Regions from separate parts of the Mus musculus genome. Here region 1 is linked to region 2. A link is a loop called in an ENCODE intact Hi-C map of the cell type or tissue named here. Cell type or tissue: gastrocnemius. All regions are shown on one strand.

The links. Peaks named below come from ENCODE experiments on the same cell type or tissue, not always from the same donor. Only the 100,000 strongest peaks of a DNase experiment are listed, where the experiment ranks them.
Region 1: it touches region 2 in a loop (10-fold over the local background); 5 of 42 quality-filtered maps call a loop at or near these places.

The regions. Positions count from the first base shown.
Region 1 is chr5:102,768,277-102,772,276 of GRCm38, forward strand. The region is part of intron 3 of Arhgap24 (Rho GTPase activating protein 24); the gene reads left to right. Among named protein-coding and RNA genes, the nearest start is that of Gm30396, 140 kb to the left of the region's middle. In gastrocnemius, no CTCF peak of the experiment used is centred here; DNase peaks (open chromatin) are centred at 281 and 709; H3K4me3 peaks cover 3,152 bases; H3K27ac peaks cover 3,643 bases.
Region 2 is chr5:102,823,757-102,827,756 of GRCm38, forward strand. The region is part of intron 3 of Arhgap24 (Rho GTPase activating protein 24); the gene reads left to right. Among named protein-coding and RNA genes, the nearest start is that of Gm30396, 190 kb to the left of the region's middle. In gastrocnemius, no CTCF peak of the experiment used is centred here; a DNase peak (open chromatin) is centred at 2,008; H3K4me3 peaks cover 371 bases; H3K27ac peaks cover 1,017 bases.

The sequences.
Region 1 (4,000 bases), 55 kb before region 2:
GCATCAAAGCCCATATAGCTTGAAAAACAGAGGTGTCTAGTTAATTAGTGTAACTACACGGATGCCTGCCTGCCAGTGGTGTGTGTGTGTGAGAGAGAGAGAGAGAGAGAGAGAGAGAGAGAGAGAGAGAGAGAGGGGCAGAGAGACAGAGACAGATAGAGACACACATAGCCAGAGCAAGACAGAGAGAGGGAGGGAGAGCTCCTTGCTTGAAGCATGCCCCTGAGTTGGCTGATTGGCCCGATGCCATTTCAGAATCTCAGCTTCACTGTTCTCTGACCTCCTATTGTCCCAGCTCTGATTTATGGGACTTAGACTCCCTTCAAAGGCAAGGTGTCTGGAGTTTAGGGTCTTTACTTCTCAGCCCCTCCTCCCCCTGCCCCCGCCCATTCTGCTTGTGTTCACCTTGCAGTAACCTTGCAGAACTCAGCATTTTTTTACCTGGCTCAATAGCCGGGGACTCCACAGAAGCAGAGAGAGAGAGAGAGAGAGAGAGAGAGAGAGAGAGAGAGAGAGAGAGAGACGTGGTTTCCATTCCTGGGTGATGGAGTCATGGGAGAAACTGCATTGAGCAAACGAAGTGGGACCTGAGCCGGCTCCAGTGTTCACTAAGCCGCTCAGGGCAGAGCAGCTGCTGTCTCTCCCAGCCTGCATCTGTCACTGACCACTGAAGTGTGTGTGCAAGGTGAGAGCGGGGGTTTTTCTTTAATTTGGAAGCAAATTGCCAGGTATTGCTGTTGATTGTGCTTCATAATTGGGGGGGTCCGTATATCACCACAAATTCAGGTCGTGGATTGCGCGTGGCTTTATTTACGCCCTTGTTTGCCATCAGAGGCCATTCTGCTCTCCACAGTATGTGTCCGGATCATGGCAACAGATTCGACAGGGAGCTAGCTGCTTTTCCTCCCCACAACGTGGTCATTCAGTGTTGTCCCCTTGAATCCTTCTGTTAATCACTGCTACCAAGTGTCATAGCTGTCCTTGTACAGGTTCAGTGCTAACTGAAAGGTATGTGAAACTGATTTAGTGAAAGTCTGAAATAATATTTTTTTAAGTTCATGATGTGATGTATTCTTTGTTTACACACATGCGGAGCACTGAAACTTTCTAAAGTGGAGTCTCCTAGACAGAAGTAGTGTGGGGTTTCTATGTATTTGCTTATCATCATAAAACTACTTGGTCATCTGTGTGTTGTAGGGTGTGAGGTGTGTGTGTGTGTGTGCTGGCGCGTGTGCTCCTGTGTGAATGTGCATGATAGCACATGCTTGTGTGATTTTAAATATCTCAGAACCAAAAGAAAACCCAATAGCTCTTGTCCTCTGATGTGCTTCTCATTAACTGAACAGCGTGTAAGCTGTTTTTATGAGGACATCGAAATTGTACAACTTCAAGTGTTGTGTCTGCTGGATAACGCAGATACTGTGTGAGCTTGTGAAAGTGTGTGGGGCACATAGCACACATCCCAAGTTCCAATGACAGGAACTAAACCATGTGCTTGGGTAAACAGATGGCTCTTAATCCTTAGCCACTTCAGCATGCTAGCTACTTAAACCAAAACTATAAAGTGTATGAAGGAGGTGTACCGTTTTGTAGCAACTAAATAAATATATAGCATATATTCAGTCATAAGTCACACTTCAGAAAAGGGAAAGTATAGCATTCAGGTTTTGTCTAAGTAGGATTAGAAGCAAATTAGGACGGCTGACTAGGAAAGGGCACTGTACCAACTGAGGAGCACTTAGAAAAGAACCACAAAGCACCCTACCCCCTCACATGTTGCACTTCGAATTGAAAGAACAGTGTCATTCCTAAGGGAATTTGGGGTGAGCAAAAAGGAAGCCAAGAACAAACATTTTTAATAAAATATGCTGTCACCCTGTGGAATGTGTTTGTCTGTGCTACTTAAGTAGGATTCTGGTGCAAAGAGTAAGACCATTAACATAAACACCTTTATGTTCTTCAGGATTAGTTTACATGGAGGTGGACTTCGAAAATGAATAAGGTGAAGATGTTTGATTAGAATTCAATTCGTATGAAAGTTACTTAAAACAATCAACAAGTAACATACAATATCAAAATGGTTGTTTCTCCTGTTGTTGGTTTAGCAGAAATGTTTGGAAGCCCCAAGCTAAAATGTTACCTGGTTCCACGTTCATAGGAAGTGCTTCAAGCCTTGAACACTCTGTTCATGGCTTCTTGGTTTCAGAATCTAAGATGCTGTGAACCGATTCACAGGAATAGCAGGGCTCTACCATCTGCCTGATTTCCAAGTGAGTTGGAACAGCACATTTCCACGTCACAGCTGCAGGATGAGGCATACAGAGGATCAATAATGGCTGTTCTCGTCTTGAACCCTTGACTTGGCTGTGTGTCTCCTGCCACAGTGCACAGTTTGGCTCCTTTGTTTTAAGTGCTTAGAATGACTTTAACTGCATGAGGGGGAATGACGTTCTTCTCCCTGTGATAGAAAGCCAGGAGTATGCATAGCTCTCTAATGACACTGGGCTCGGATGTCCAAGTTTGGCCCACTTGTACCCTTGCTCATCTTTCATGTAAAAGGTTAGGCGGTCGCCCTGGACGAGACATAATCAGCCCGAGCCAAGGAGAAGGACCTTGGGTGGTGTCTGTGTTTATTCTTATGTGACAAGCTGACTTCATGAAAACAGAACCAGAAAGTTTACATATTAAAGGCCCTGGTCTCAAAGTATACAGCCTGTTCAAATACATTTACTCTGATGCAATTACACTCCCTTAACTAAAACTTTTAAAATCATGAATCTTAGCATGCTGCGGTTTTGCTTCCACTGCTCGTACTTTTAGAGTTGTTTTTTTTTTTTTTTTTTAAATCAGGGCTTTAAAGTTACTACTACATCCTTCACTTATTAAATGACACTTCTTTTGATTTGTATCATGGAACAAGCTACACATCAGTGAGAAGTCAGCAATGTTTTATCCCTGAAGAGGAACCCTAACTTCTCAGAGGTCAAGTGACCTGCTCACTGCCTGAGCAGGAAGTAAGGTGAGCAAGGGGAAGACAGAGATTCACGGTCAGTATGCACGCGCTGGTTCTCTGTTGTGCCTGGCATGACTGTTATACATATGGGGCCTGTAAACCTAGACGCATTCTCTCCACTGACTGACTCAGTGCGTTGTTAAGTTGAGTTGAAGACCATGTGGTGTGTGGAGGTGGCTTACAGTCTACGTAGTATCTTTGCTCTGGCACTCTAGTCCCTAGCTTCTACTACACTCATCAGATTCCTTCAAGGGAGTATAGAGTCCCACGGGATAGGGGTCTTGTGCAATTCTCCTGAGGCTCACTCCTGGGCTCCTTAGATAGGCCTAAATCAGGCAGGAAAGGGATGCACGGACAGAGAGTAAGAGAAGACTGGTTCCTTTGGTAGATTTTGAGGATATAGGAGATTGGAAGGTGAATTAGGAAGAGGTGGGGCTCAAGGCTGTACTGTGGTGACACAGACTGAACACATTTCTTCCATATCTACTTAGAAGACCTTTCTTTGGAGAAAGAGCTCCATAGTGCTCAGGATACCCTCAGACATGCTTTGTACGATAGGGCAGCCTTGAATTTGAGGTCTTCTTGCCTCCACCTCTGGAGAGCCAAGATTACAGCCAGGTGACATCATTTTCTGTGTATGGAGTTTGGGGGTTAAAACTGAGGGCTTTTTGAATGCTAGAAAGCATTTCAGCAACTGGACTGTATCCCTGATTTCCAGCCTTATTTATCTTAAAGTCGACGTCTTCTAAGTAAGAAGAAAGGATGGTTGCCAGAAGATTGTAACTGTGGTTATCATCATAGGAGGTATCCAAGGAATTGGAGGTTCCTTTTCAAAATGCCTAGGACTGTGACTGAAGTTTGGTTTTTGGTTTTGGTGGTTGTTGTTTTGAATTTTGGCATATTTGTATATGTATGACATTTCTTGAGTGTAGGGCTCAGCTGTAGTCATGATGGTCATTTTGCTTTCGTGGTTATTTTATGATTAAA
Region 2 (4,000 bases):
GGAAGCTAAGATGTTTACATTTAAGATTATCCTTAAGTGTCTGCTGAATTAAAGTTTGCAAGGAACTGGATTTTGTTGGTGAGTGATCTTTTGCCTCACAAGACTCAAAAGCAGGTTGGTAGGGAAAAAAATCAAATTACAAATAAATAATTGTTGTCTTTAATTGTGGAACCAGATTGAAAATTACCCTCAGGGGAATGAAGACTTTCCAAAATTAGTTCCTTGAGGGTTTTTTTTCTTTCTTTCTTTTTTTTTTTTAACTTAATAGGCTCAAAGCAGTCTGTAATGCAGCTAATTTGCTTTTTATTCCCACTAGGGAAATGTGGGGGAATTCTGAGGGAGGTAGACAGGGCCCTGATCCTCAGAAAACATGCTCATACTTCTGAAAAATATTACCAAGAAAGAAAGGCAGAGAGCTTCCTGCCTCAAGATCTGAGTTCTAGGCCCTGGGTCCACATAATGGAAGGAGGGAAGTAACTCCCGAAACGTATCCCCTGACCTCGAAACGTATCCCCTGACCTCCACAAGTGCACCATGGTGCACACGCACACACACACATGTACACACACACACATGTACACACACATGTACACATACACACACACACGTATGATAGATAGATAGATAGATAGATAGATAGATAGATAGATAGATAGATAGATAATAGATAGATAAACAGATACTAAGGAAAGGGGCTAAGCATCTAACATTATTTTAATAACAATAGATAAAAAGGAGTTTCAGGGGCCAATTTGAATGCTTTATGTCACGTAGGTCTATTGAAAGCTAAAGACCTTATACAGATTATTTCATTTAAATAGAACAGATTTTCTTCAAGTCCTCCTGTTGGTATCAATCGTTGGGAGTAACTAAGGTTGTATAATTAAGGCTTACAGATATGTCACATTAACATCCATGTCCTCCTTTCCCCACAGTTTGTCCTTGGTCTGCCCCTACTCCCTTGTTTCTGCCATCCCTTTAAAAAAATACCATCTTTGGATATTGTCTCAGACCCCCCCAGAGCTCCCAGGGACTAAACCATCAACCAAAGAGTACACATGGAAGGACTTTTGGCTACAGCCACATATGCAGCAGAGGATGGCCTTATCTGGCATCAATGGGAGGAGAGGCCTTTGGTCCTGTGAAGGCTTGATGCCCCAGTGTAGGGGAATGGCAGGGGGTTGAAGTGAAAGTTGGAGCGATTGGGGGTTGGGGGAGCAACCTCATAGAAACAGGGGGAAGGGGGATGGGATAGGAGGTTTGCAGAGGGGAAACCAGGGAAGGGGATAATATTTGAAAGGTAAATAAATAAAATACACACACACACACACACACACACACACACACACATACACATACATATATATAAGAGGCAGGTTCCATTACCAGCACCACATGGCAGCTTACAACTGTCTAGTCCAGTTCTAGGAGATCCATAGTCTCTTCTCGCTTTTGTGGGTACCAGGCATGTATACAGTACAGAAACATGCACACAAGCGAAACAGTCAAATATGTAAAAATTTTAAAGTCTAAAATAAAAGACTAATGATCCCTATTTTAAAAAAAGTAAATAAATAAGTAAAGACTTAAAAATACCACCTTATAATCAACTCCCCAAGATTGGTTGAAAATGCAGAATCGCCACACTTGTGTGTGCTCTGCACCAGCTGTGTGTTCAGCTTCATTAGAGCATCAGTTTTATGTTCCATAAGCTCGGGTTGTGCTCTACTCTTTCAGTGTTTCTTCCATCCGAGGCGCGTTCTGCCTCACGGTGTAAACAAATGTGGAGACTGTCAGAACCAGTCCAGTGACCCAAGACTCAGTAAAGCAAAGGGGAGAATTTTTGGGGCCCGGCTTCAGTACGCAAATATGGAGGGGTGTGGGCAAAGGAGAGTTTCTGGGGCCCAGCTTCAGTACGCAGATACGGAGGGGTGTGTCTGCCCAATTTCTTTCCAGCTTGGGCTCACCTTACTTCATTTCACGGGACTGTCACTTGGGTGCCAGTTAGTGTGCCCTGGATGTCTGCCAAGCAGGAACTGAAATGAGGTCGCCAGCTTATTTTATCTTTGCACAGGGCTCAGCTAAGCTGTCTTTAACCTGGTACTAGAGGTTGAAGGTTTTGTGTAGCTGAGAATTCGTGTTACTTGCGTGAGCCTCAGAGAAAATATGCAGGCTTTGTGTTGTGGCTGTCGTTTCTTACTGATCAAATAATAATAATAGTAATAATAATATTATAAAATAATAATAATAATAAAAGCTCTTACCAATATTTCAGAATTCTGACAACCACTCTAGCACACAGAGCACACATTACAGATTTTTACAGCGTAATCAAACCTTCTGATGAGGAAACCACCTAAGGGTTCTGCTAACTGTGAGAACCCTGACATCCTACAGGAAGTGGGGGCACACCGGGCAGAAATGGGGTTTCAAAAGAAGGTACCAGGGCTTGACAATCTCCCAGGACCAGGACCAGGACCAGGACCAGGAGGGATTCTTAATGCTGGCATTGATATGGAAATTAAGACGAGAAACCAGAAATCATAATTCTGCTTTCTTTTAATATTTTGTTCATTAGACATTTTATTAACTTTAAAATCATTACTGAAGATGTGATTTATCTTGCTGAATCTTCCAGTGCTTCCTAAGGTTTATACCACCTTAGTCTTAACTTGACAAATTGGCAAACATCAAAAGTCAGAGGAAATCATTGTACACCCAGAATTTATCATCCTGGCCAGGCATAGTGATGATGCACAAGCCTGAAGTTGTATCTGAAGGCTCTGGCAAGGGGAGAGTTTGAAGACAGCTGACGTACCTAATAGTACTCTATCTGAAGAAGCCGCTGGTAAAATAAATAAATATTATCTATACAGACCTCGTGTGTTATGCACATAAATAAAAATAGGCCTTTAAGTTTCATCAGTAGAGTTTCAAAAGTTTTTGAAATAGGTGCCAGTGGACGCTGCAGTTCTTGGCATCACTGGAGAAGAATAGTACATTGATCACTGAGTCATCCATCTATAAAGTGGATTCAGGAACAAAACGTTCGTTATCATCCGTATTTCCCCAGAGACACCAAGTCAGTCTCCTTTACTTTAACTCATTCTGTTCCCTAGAAATCAGCAGTACATTTTCATTATTTCTATTTTAATTTAATTTATTTATCTGTGTGTGTTCATACGTGTACACTGGTGCCATGAAGCACCTGCCATAGATCAGGGGGCAACTTTGGAAGTCAGTTCTTTCCTGGCATCGTGTGGGTTTCGGGGATTGAACTCAGGTGGCCAGCCTCCAATGGCAAGTGCCTTTACCCACTGAGCTGTCTCCATGGCCCATTTGTTCTAGTTCAAAGAGATAAAATGTGTTTAAAAGTTCTGGCAGGAAGGTACAAATGAACAGAGAATGTGGACTGGCCACATAGAGAACAGGCTTGTTTCATATTCATTAGAAGCAAAATGAACAGAAAATTAAATCTGATTTGCATAAGATCTTGCTTGCGCAGACATCTTGCTGCAAAACAAGGGCTCAGCCTTTTCCAGGGCTCCGACTCCTACACTGGCCTTTCAAATCACTGCCTTTCTCCTTTACCACCATTAATATATTCCTAGAGTTAATGCATCCCTAGGTTCCAAGGAAAAGGAAAACCCTCCTGGGGCCAATTTATCATTTGATATTCCCGTAGCTGACAAGAAAGCCTGAACAGCCAAAAAACCTAGCTCATTTTATTAAAAGTTTTACATTTATTTAAAATCTCAGCATGTCTTTCTCACCTAAATCACTGTGTGAAAGCTAAGCAGATACATGCAGAAAGGGGTTTTGTCTTGATGCTCTTCAAAGATCAACTACTTTGCTTTTCCAAAAAACTCATGTGTGTGTGTGTGTGTGTGTGTGTGTGTGTGTGTGTGTACTCGCACATGTGCACATGCACGTGGGTGCACAAGCATGTGATAGCATTATGCCTGCATCTTTGTGTGCAGGTTCACATGTATGTAAATGT